Regions from separate parts of the Homo sapiens genome. Here region 2 is linked to region 1. A link is an interaction called in ENCODE POLR2A ChIA-PET data of the cell type or tissue named here. Cell type or tissue: OCI-LY7. All regions are shown on one strand. Links, peaks and the distances in the headings refer to the core of each region. The heading gives the core; the rest is flanking DNA. Region 1 overlaps OSBPL10 (oxysterol binding protein like 10). Region 2 overlaps GPD1L (glycerol-3-phosphate dehydrogenase 1 like).

What was found. Peaks named below come from ENCODE experiments on the same cell type or tissue, not always from the same donor. Only the 100,000 strongest peaks of a DNase experiment are listed, where the experiment ranks them.
Region 2: POLR2A ChIA-PET joins it to region 1 with 7 read pairs; 2 of 35 experiments call an interaction of 5 or more read pairs at or near these places.

The regions. Positions count from the first base shown.
Region 1 is chr3:31,876,694-31,885,433 of GRCh38, reverse strand. It overlaps OSBPL10 (oxysterol binding protein like 10), which reads left to right. Exons shown (of 12, transcript NM_017784.5): 2 at 5,604-5,779. Among named protein-coding and RNA genes, the nearest start is that of OSBPL10, 100 kb to the left of the region's middle. In OCI-LY7, for the core only: a CTCF peak has its summit at 5,258; a DNase peak (open chromatin) is centred at 5,143; H3K4me3 peaks cover 354 bases; H3K27ac peaks cover 2,500 bases.
Region 2 is chr3:32,159,703-32,162,202 of GRCh38, reverse strand. All of the region lies in intron 7 of GPD1L (glycerol-3-phosphate dehydrogenase 1 like), which reads right to left. Among named protein-coding and RNA genes, the nearest start is that of GPD1L, 54 kb to the right of the region's middle. In OCI-LY7, for the core only: no CTCF peak of the experiment used is centred there; no DNase peak of the experiment used is centred there.

The DNA of each region.
Region 1 (8,740 bases), core at 3,584-6,083:
CGAGTGAGAACATGTGCAGGTGAGTGTGAATATGCAAATGCACCTTCAAGGGTGAGTGCATGGGTGGTTATGAATGTGTGAGTGTGTCACACTCTTGGTGCCTCCAGTTGTGCAAGTGTGCATGAGTTTGTGAGTATGTGAGTGTGAACATGTGTAAGCATGAATGCAAGTACCTGTGTGAGTGTGTTTATATGTATAGTGTGTGTGAGATGCATGTATGTTTGTGGGCATCAGTGTGAGTGTGTCACATATATAAGTGTATATGAGGGTATATATGTGTGCATTTGTGCTTCTTTTGGAAACAATGGATATATCTGAAGGATGTTAGTAGGCAATGGCTTGTCCTCAGCCCTTCCCAGGAAGGGGCCTACACTTGCCCTATCTCCCAGCTTTGGGATTGAGCAAGGGTTTCACCAAGAAGCTAGCCTGGTGAGAATTAAGATGGCTTTCCTCATGGGTTTGTTCGCTTTCTTCCCTCATTTTCCCTTTCTCCCTGCAGCACATGCTTTGATTTTTTTTTCCTCTTTTATTGATGTTATTTTTAACATAGCAAAGAAAGTATGTTCTCTCTGGGTACAATTAAGTTCACCAACACAGCAGTCAAGTTGCACACTGTAGCTTCAAGAAGTTAATTAATAAACCCCAGAACGTAGGAATTAGATTTGCCTTATTCTGTTCTCTAGAAGGGAAGATCTTTAAGAATGTTTCAGGATTTTATCTGACAATTTCACTTGGTTTAATGAAGCCCGATCCAGAAATACGGTTTACTTTTCCATTTAGAATGAAAGCTGTGACTTTGAGATATAGCTGCGTGCTCCTAACAGCAGTACCTGACAAAGCCATGACCCTGTGGGAAACCAAATTTAATTTCTTTCCTACCAGGGAATGTGACCCACAGGAATTCTTAATGCTATATGGACAGTGCTTATCCATATATGACACAAGCTGACTTAACTGTCAGAGGCCATGCTGAAAGAACACTTGTTGAGTCTGTTGCAATTTTTTTCTAGTCTGTTGGAATTTTTAATCAGATAGTGTCCCATCAGTCCCTTCCAAATATAAAAATTTTAACTGTCTTTAGAAGAGGAGTAAATTATTGATAACTCTCCTTAGTACACATGATTCAAACCTGTGCATTTGCATTGAAACTATTTTAGAAAGCAGTGGAAACATGTTCTTTTTTTTCATCTGAGGCAGAAAGTTAAAGATGTCAGTTTGAAATAGTTAATGTGAAAAATCATTAATGTGTCCCTATATTCTATATAATGTGACATCAGTTGGTTATTCTGTCATACTTACTGAAAAAATAAAACAGCGTTCAATTCATTTCTTTATACCAGCTCCTAAATAATGTCCTCTTCAATTATATAGTTATTTGTTTGAACAGGATGCATTTGGGAAGCTGCCTCTAGGAGAGAGAAAAGCTGGCAAGCTGGCAGGTTCTCTGTGGATAAGTTGGTAGGAGCGGTAAGGAGAGAAAAGTTAAGCCTTTGCTTCATTCCAGTCAATGGCATAGAGTAGATGGGGAAACTGAGGACATGTTACTTTGCCTTTTCATTGAAAGTTTATCCCCTTCCTTTTCTACTTACCTTTGTGTAAGAGTGGCATGTGGCCAGGCACGGTGGCTCATGCCTGTAATTCCAGCACGTGGGGAGGCCGAGGCGGGTGGATCACCTGAAGTCAGGACCTGCCTGGCCAACATGGCGAAACCCTGTCTCTACTGAAAATGCAAAAATTAGCTGGGCATAGTGGCAAGCGCCTGTAATCTCAGCTACTCGGGAGGCTGAGGCAGGAGAATCACTTGAACCCGGGAGGTGGAGGTTGCAGTAAGCCAAGATCACACCATTGCAGTCCTGCCTAACAGAGCAAGACTCATCTCAAAAAAAAAAAACAACAAAAAAAAAACAGGCTCATGCCTGTAATCCCAGCACTATGGGAGGCTGAGGTGGGCAGATCACCTGAGGTCAGGAGTTTGAGACTAGACTGGCCAACATGGGGAAACCCCATCTCTACTAAAAATACAAAAAAAATTAGCTGGGCGTGGTGGTGTCTGTAATCCCAGCTACTTGGGGAGGCTGAGGCAGGAAAATCACTTGAACCTGGGAAGTGGAGGTTGCAGTGAGCTGAGATCGTGCCATTGCACTCTAGCCTGGGCAAAGAAGCGAGACTCCATCTCAAAAAAAAAAAAAAGAGTGGCATGCTTGTCAAAGGGGATGCTGCAGTGCTGTGTCTGCAGGTGTGTGTAGGGGGGCACACATGGCACAACGTGCTGTAGTGTGAGCCTACCTAGTCTCCTTCCTCAGCTTGAAAGGATGATTGTTCATGTTCTAACTTGCCATGAGCATTGTCTGCACAGCCGCAGTCAGAATGACATTAAATATAGGTCAAGTGGAAGACACTCCTCAAGGCAGTCAGCACTTAAATAATTTGACCATTTGCTGCTCAGAAGTTACCCTGGTTCTTCTCTCATTGAGGGAGTTTGGTTTTTGCCCCACATTAAAGAATAGGGGCAAATTTCAAGTAGAAGGATCTGAAAATACAAATAAAAAGGGTTTTTTATGTCTTTGTTAATGTAAGGCTAGCAGCTGCTATAACAGATACTGATCCCCGTGGCCTAGTTAAAGTTTCTTTCTTATTAATATAGTGGTCTGATGTGGGTGTTGCTCAGCAGGTGATGCTCTTCCAGGTGGTGTTTCAGGGACCCAGGCTCTCCCAAGTTGTGCTGTAGGTTGTCTCCATTCCAGTGCGTGTGTGTGTGTGTGTGCGTGTGTGCACACTTCTGCTCACATTCTATTGGCTAAAGCTCAAAAAGCCACACCCTAAGTGCTGGGAAGGCTGAGAAATGTGTTCTGGATGTGGCTTCTCTGGAAGAGGAGGAAAGGGATTTGTTGATGGTAGTTTACGCCAGTGATTTTCACACTTCACCTGCAGCAGATTACCTGGAAGCTTGTTAAAACAGTTTCTGATTCAGCAGGGCTTGGGTGGGGCCCAAGATTTTCCATTTCTAACAAGATCCCAGGCAATGTTGTTACTGCCGGCTTGGGGATCACACTTTGAATAGCCCTGGTTCTGACACATTTTTGCGTCTTCGTTTATCCACGCTGTTCATGAGAACCAGAAATACCGTTATTAGAATGACTTGAGAGATGAGAGGGAAGAAGAGTAAAATAGATAGTAGTCTTGGCCAGACCATCTGAAATATTAAAAATAATTCAAAGTGGACGATTTCTTAGAGGAATTGGAGCTTTGGAGGACTGCCACCCGGGCAGTCATGTGCTAATGAGATGGCTGCGACTTGCTCCCTTGCCGGGGCCATAAGTAGGGACCTCTACTGCCAGGCAAAGGAGCTTTCAGCTTCATTATCTCTGTTGGAACAGGGAGATTTGGAGAATGAAGTATGTAAATAGGTCCTGGAGAAGTGATATGGAGAAGTTACAAGGAAGGACTTGAGTGAGAATCAAGGAGTTTCAGTTTGCTGGAGTGGACCCGAGCCTGAACTTTGGACACAGAAGAGTTGAACTTGGATTTTAAATTCCTTCAAGTCTCAGGATACGTATAATGTGGGGATAACATCTATTCTGTTGGGTTATTGTGAGAATAATTTAGAGGTTTGTGAACTTTGCTGGTTGTTGGTGCTTCTAGGTTAAAATAAGTATCTAACAGATTCATTTTTTAAGTGGTTAGTTCCAAACAACCTCATACATATTTATGTCTAAACAACTCAGTAGCTATTTGAAAAAATAATATCAATTGAAAGAAAAATATTTTAGTTTCTTAAATAACCACAATTACTTATTAATGGGATGTGTGTACCTGTGGGTACTGCACAGCTTCTCAAACCTTGGAATCATACTGGACATTGCTGTTCTCTTTTCCTGTTCTACGTTGATGTTTTTTTTTAAATCGTAGCACCTGCTGAAACTCTTTGCAAAAATATGATGGCATCAAAAGGAGTGTAGTGCAATATAATGTTAAAACTGTGAAAAGTCCCTGAGTTGGTAGTACAGACGGTATGTTGAGTCTCGCCATGTATCCCTCAAAAAATGTAAAATATGTTGCATTGCCTCTATCAGTTCACTGTATGACCCGGGTGCTTTGATGCATGGATGGAGAAACGTGGGATTTAGTAGGTTTTTTTCTTTATTCATTCCTTGCACAAGTGCTAACTGAGTAGCAATGAACTATCAGGCACACTGCTGGGCGCTGTGGGGAGGAAAACACTTTCCACTTCCGCAGAGTGTAGTCTAGTGGGGAAACCAGTCATTGAATCAGATAATCACACAAATGTAGACTTCAAATGGGGCCAGTACCATGAGGGAGCATTTCAAAGTGCTGCAAGAAAGAATATTTGACCCGGTCAGGAGAACTTGACACGGCAAGAAGGGGTAGGAACCATATTCCAGGCAGGGGGAGTAGCATTCTGGGCAAGTGTTTTTCAAACTATCTATGGTGAAGGACCTGCTTCACTCCATCTGCCAATTGCACTGTCATTGGTTCATGACTAGTATGTAGCTTGTGTGGACCACGTGTGTTTGACAACTTCTGAACTGTTGAGACTTGTCCAACTGATCTATGCATTTGGATATTGAAACAAAGCCAAATGCAGGAAATGTTTCAAAAGGGTGTGGTGGACTGGTAACAGTTTGTAGACCGTCAAAATTTGCAGACCACACTTTGAGTAACTGCTCCAGACAGCAAGAACAGCATGTGCAAAGGTCCTGTGGCAGGAGGCAACTTGGTGACTATGAAGGAAGAGAGAAAAGACTAGTGTCAGTGGAAGATGAAGTGAGAAGGTAGAAAAGTCAGCAGGGGCGGGCCTCAAGGCCACAGTAAGAATCTGAGGCTCAGGTGAAGACATTTCCCTCCTGGTGGAGAAGGGGAAATTGTCTTGACTACTTCCTAGGTAATAGCTTGAGAAAATTAACAGGCCAGATATTTGGCTACAAAGATTCATTGTGTGATTTAAGCAAATTGGAGTTCTTCTTCTTTTACCATGGATGTAGAGTTCAGTGGCATTTCAACGTCCCAGAGCAGGGGGATTCCTTGCCTTCGTGTGAATGGGCCTGCTAGAGCGTGTCCAGATGGTTGCAGAAGCACCTCCAGTTCCCTGACAGATGCTGCCAGGTGCTCAGGCTCCTTATGGTACCCATGCCACTGGCAGGAAGTTGGAGACCAAGCTTGCTGCTGCTCTCTGGGTGTGAAACTACCTCTCCTGGAGGCCTTGTGAATTTCAACTGTTCCTGTGAATTCATGTGGAGCATGTTGCAAGAGGCTGTGTTGCAATGCTTCTGCCAGTCTCTGTCATTCTGAGGTTTAATGTGGTATCCATGGGTACTGGGTGAAGTGTGGGCATGGCACCAAATCCTGAGTGGTCCTGGCCCTTGCCCACAAGTGCCCCATTATGAGCGCCACTCTGATTTAAGAATCCAGTGCTCTCTCCCTACTCAGGCTAACTTCTATGGGCATCTGGGAGGGACTTTTGGTTTCCAGCTTCATGGATGTGGAGTCTTGATGTTGACTTCTGGATCACTTTGCTTTTTTCTGCTTTGCTGTGCAGAATAGGGTAGGAGAGAAAAATGATGTACTGTGGTTTCTCTGTGCAGGTACTTCGTACTGGATTTCGAGGCTGGCATCCTGCAGTATTTTGTGAATGAGCAAAGCAAACACCAGAAGCCTCGAGGAGTCCTGTCTTTATCTGGAGCCATAGTGTCCCTGAGCGATGAAGCTCCCCACATGCTGGTGGTGTACTCTGCTAATGGAGAGATGTTTAAACTGAGAGGTGCGTTCTTCTCCCAGTAACTTTTCAGACAGGCCTCTAGTTGCTATGGTGATGGCTCTCTTGTTTTTTGATTTTTTGTTTTTTTAAATTGCCTTTGACAGTTTGCTGTGTTTGGAGGACTCTGTGGTGACACACATTGCCTCTCTTATCCCTGGGGTGGGGAGATGGAGCTGACATTAGGAATTACTTGTCCTAATTAACTGAGGAATTAAGGACAAAGGAAAGGTGAGTGATTCCCAAAGCAGCGCGCCTTAGGACTTCGAAGATCTTAAGTGTTAGCTCAGTATATTCTCTTTGACGTAATAGTATGAATCTTCACTACAGTGCCCTGTGAGGGCTGTGCTATAAGGGCAAAAAAAGACCTTTAAGGGTCCTAGTGTTTTCCCCCCAAAGTTTCTCTAGAACCGTTTCTTAGTAAAGTGCCCCTTTGAGTTTTGTTCAATCCACTGTCGTAGAGCCTGGTGAGAAGCCAACTGGAATGGAGTTAATGTCCCTTTGTATGCTTTCTTCCCTTCTCTTTGCTTCTTGAAAATGGATATCTTTGCTTTAATAAAGAAAAAAAAGAAAATGGATACCTGCCCAGCATCCCGGAAATGAGGATGACTTTCCAGGGAGTCCAGTATTCACCCTCAAGACACATCCATCGCACAGAAATGTCAGACTTGTAATAAAATTGCAGTGTAATTTGATTGCTAGATCATTCTACCAGGATCTGTCATGGTTGCATTGCTGTGATTCTTCTGCCACTTTTCTTCTAATAAAATAATGAAATGAAACAACAAATCTAAATGCCCACAAGTGCATGCACACACACACACACACACACACACACACACACATGGACACGCAGAGTCTATATTATTTATCAAGTCCTGAGGAAAAGTAGTATGTATTAAGTATTGAGAGGTGGTTGAAAATTCTGCCTTTTTTAATGTAACATTTTCTTTTGACTAAGAGCTAAGTATGAAGAAACGGCTGCTTGCTATCTGTTCGTGACCATGATCAGTTGCCTCTGCAAAGTCAGACTGAGGGACTACATTCCTCACCTCTCAGCCCAGTTTTCACCATTCTTCTGCCAAGCTTCACTACCCAAGAGATGGAATAAGCTAATGTTTATTATCTATATACAAGTCATATTTCAGAATCTATAAAACAATCCAAAAACCTCGGAAGTAAAAATGTCTATAGTTGATAAAAAACTTTCAGGAATGTGATAAGATTCATGTTCTCTTGAGATTCATGCAGTGTGCATTCCAGCTGGCTAGATTTATATGGTCCTTGGCTTCGCTTTGCCATTTATTGCTTAATAAATTGTCAGTGCAGAAACAATAGCAGACGAAAAACGTAATGGCACTTTCCACCCTGCCTGTGGTTTATAAAATGATACAAACCCATACAAAAGAAATATCCAACTAATTTGACAATTGAGCCATCTTGTTTTGCCATTGAATCATTAATATCCTTTGGATTATTAAGCCCTAGGTTTTTTTTAGAGGGCAATTTTAATAGCAAATATAGAGGTTTTATGATCTGCATGGAATAATCACAATTGCTAAATTTAGCTAAAGCGTAACTATAAAAAAAAGTCAGGATAAATTTCTGCATGTTTATGGCTTGTCCTTAGCCCGTCCCACAAGCAACTGGCTGTTGGTGTCTCATTTCACATCTTACCTGCACATAGTAGGAGTTGGATCATGGTATCATGAGACGCACAGCTTTTGGGAGTATTTTTGATGCAAAGCCTTTGGATAGTATTGCCACAAACTGGCAATTCTTCAAGTTTACTAAGGAAAAAGGCCCTAATTTCTGCAAAGTCCTTTGTCTTTGGAAGTTCATTACACCTGGTACACACTGTAAATCAGACTTGTGTAACAGGCCTTTTGACAGACAAATCATTTGGGATTTGTAGGGGCCATCTTCATGCCTTAAATAGGACTAAGCAACGAATTTCCCATTTGGTAACTCTAGATTTCTTCTCCTGAAAGTTCAAGCTGAAGTCAGGTTTTATGGACAAATGACACTTAGGCCCAGTTTTGTAAACAGATATAATTTCCAGGGAATCGTTGTTTTTTTTTTTCATAGTCAACATTTATGCAGCTAGTATTATTATATTTATGCAGTTATTTATGTGATTAAATTGATGATTTAGATTTCATTAGAACCTGTTGTGTGCCCATGATATTTGAGAATAACTTCATATATATTATTTGAGAGATAGGTTATAGATGGAAGGACATAACTATACAACATGACTACTTGCACTTTAATATCTCTTTGGGGGAAATTTGAGGCTCTCTAAGGCAGCATTTGGTATCTTGCTCTTTGCAATCGTATGAATCTTTGAGAGCATACTAAAATGGTAATTCAACTGAATGCTTATTTTGTAAATGTTAATAACACCACAATACAGCCCTGGTAGATAGCAAAAGGCCCTGAAAAACTGCCCTTTGAGGCCGGGTGCAGTGGCTCAGCCTGTAATACCATCACTTTGGTAGACCAAGGCGGGTGGATCATGAGGTCAGGAGATTGAGACCATCCTGGCTAACACAGTGAAACCCCATCTCTACTAAAAAATACAAAAAAAATAGCCGGGCATGGTAGCGGGTGCCTGTAGTCCCAGCTACGGAGGAGGCTGAGGCAGAAGAATGGTATGAACCCAGGAGGCAGAGTGTGCAGTGAGCTGAGTTGGCGCCACTGCACATCAGCCTGGGCGACAGAGCGAGACTCCGTCTCAAAAAAAAAAAAAAAAAAGTGCCATTTGATACTCATATTAGCTACACAAGGTTAGAGGCATTTGAAAATAAGCATGTGGTTCCTTGCCTGCTTTCTTTTTAAATAAGTATTATAGAAATGACTTTTTTCAGAGGAGGCTAAAAAATGGCAAAATTATTCTTATAACGGGTATTTCAGAATCCATTTTTCATATGGCTCAAGAGAGGATTTTCCGTGGGATTCAGTGCA
Region 2 (2,500 bases), core at 1-2,500, 280 kb before region 1:
CAAGCTGGTAGGGACCATGGTGTTCATCTGGTCTTCCATCTTAATTTTGTGGATAAGAACACCGGGGCACAGAACAGCTAAATACGTGACTTGCCCAAGGCCACAGGGCTAATAAGCCACAGGGCAGCCTTGAATGCTGCCCTCCTGCTATTTTTTCTATAGCAATGGAGAAGAGAAGGGAGGGAGAAGGAAACAGAGGAAGACCGGAGTAGTGGTGGTCAGAATGAAAAAGGAAAAAGGAATCAAAGTAAGAGGTGGTGCAAAGGGAGCACAATAGGCCTCTGCCTTTGGGAGGCAGGTGGTACAAGGAATGGGGAGGAGTCCCAGGGGATTCTACACTCCAGCCCAGGAGAAGGGTGCTGCCACGTCCAATCCAGCAGCGATGTTATTAAGCACAGGTGGAGCCTGTTCAATCTCTAATCAGAAGAAATAAAATGGGACATGACCAAGGAGAGATGTCTGCTCAGAGCAGAGATTTACCTGCTTGATTACACCTGCTTTTGAAAACAGGGAGCTACTGGCCCCAGAATCGCAATTCTAGTCCATGTCCCCCTGGAGCTAACAGGCTAATGCCCAGCCAACCTGTCCATCCAGAGAATCCTATCAAGGCACCCCATGGTAGCACACTTGGGGTGTGTTTCAAGATGCCACTTGAAAATTCTGGTTGGGAGAGTCTCACTAAACAGCCAAGTATTATTTTTTTTTGAGACTTAAAAAAATTTCTTGATAAATGCTCAGTGGTCATTAAAGTAGTCCAACCACACACAAACATATCACTGTCTGCTGCTAAGTAGGTAAGGAAAACCATGCATGTCAGAGGCATTTTCCTTTTAGCCACAATTTAAAGGTAGTTCTCCTCCTTTGGCAGCCTGTTTGTGAACTTCCATCTCTGCATGGCTGGTTTTAAAAGCCATTTCAGAAAAATAAAGTGCAAATTTAAAAGGTAAGACAAATGCTCCATCCACCCTCATTTTTAACTTTCAGTACAGAACTCCATGGCTGATTAATTTGTTCTGGGTAAAAGGAGGAGGGGTGCTGGGTGCAGGGGGAGGTAAAGATGCATGACTGGGACCAGCAGACACCTAAACTGACAGAACCAGGATAAAGGAGCTGCAACCAGAGATAATAGCAACAACATCCACGACCCTCCTCCCAGCTTGGAGAGAAGCTCATGCTCTAAATTAGCCACAATCAGCATGTCATTCCAGCTGCCCAGCTCCCTTCAGTCCTAGGCAACAAGACCTCCCCTCCCCTAGAGAGTATTACGGGAGAGTTAAGGATACATGCAATATGCTGCATAAGCATTTATGCAGTGGTGTAGTTGGCATCATGATTATGGTCCTCCACAATCATGCTCAGTAAATCGGCAAGAGAAAGTGCTGTGGAGCAGGTAGGGCTGGAGAGTGGCCTCAGGAGAGGCTGGGAAGCTTTTCTGGTGCTACAGGGCTCACTCTCTCAATCAGGTGGCAAATAAACTGACTTAAGCCCACCTTTAACACACAACTGGCCTGGAAGGGCAATGGAGGATGGATGCACCCACCCATCTATCCATCCATTCACCCATCCCACCCATCCACTCACCCATCTATCCATGCACCCATCCATTATCCATCCCTCCGTCTATCTCATCCCATCCCACCCACCCACCCATCATCCATCCATTCACCCATCCCACCCATCCACTCACCCATCTACCCATGCGCCCATCCATCATCCATCCCTCCATCTATCTCATCCCATCCCACCCACCCACCCATCATCCATCCATTCACCCATCCCACCCATCCACTCACCCATCCACCCATGCACCCATCCATAATCCATCCATCCATCCATCCATCCATCCATCTCATCCCATCCCATCCCACCCACCCATCATCCATCCATTCACCCATCCCACCCATCCACTCACCCATCTACCCATGCACCCATCCATCATCCATCCATCCATCTATCTCATCCCATCCCTTCCCACCTGCCAACCCACCCACCCATCATCCATCCCTTCATCCCATTCCATCCCATCCCATCCCATCCTAAGCCCCATCTACCCACCCGATGAAGAGACTGGAAGGCTGTGCACCAAACTTAACAGAGCTACCTTCTAATGGTATAATGTTGGGCTAACTCGTCCTTCCTTCTTTTCTGACTTGACATTTTAATAACATAACCATACTTTTTAATAAAAACAAAAAAGTAATTTTTACAAATTTTAAAACGTATGATATGTAGCTTTTACCAAACACCCTGCGAGACAAACTAGAATCTTAAATTTTGTATTTTATAACATGACTTATAGAATTGAGCTCCTTTCATTGAAGTTGAGCCTGGTTTTGTGTAAACACATGTTTTGGGAGTAGGTAGATGCTTCTCATCACAGACGTTCACATCACACAAAGGACTGAACTAATCCAGATAAGTTCTAAGGGCACTTGTCAAATAGTCTAGCTCATCTCCGTGGGGCTGGAAGTCCTGAGAATAGGAATGATGGACATTTATC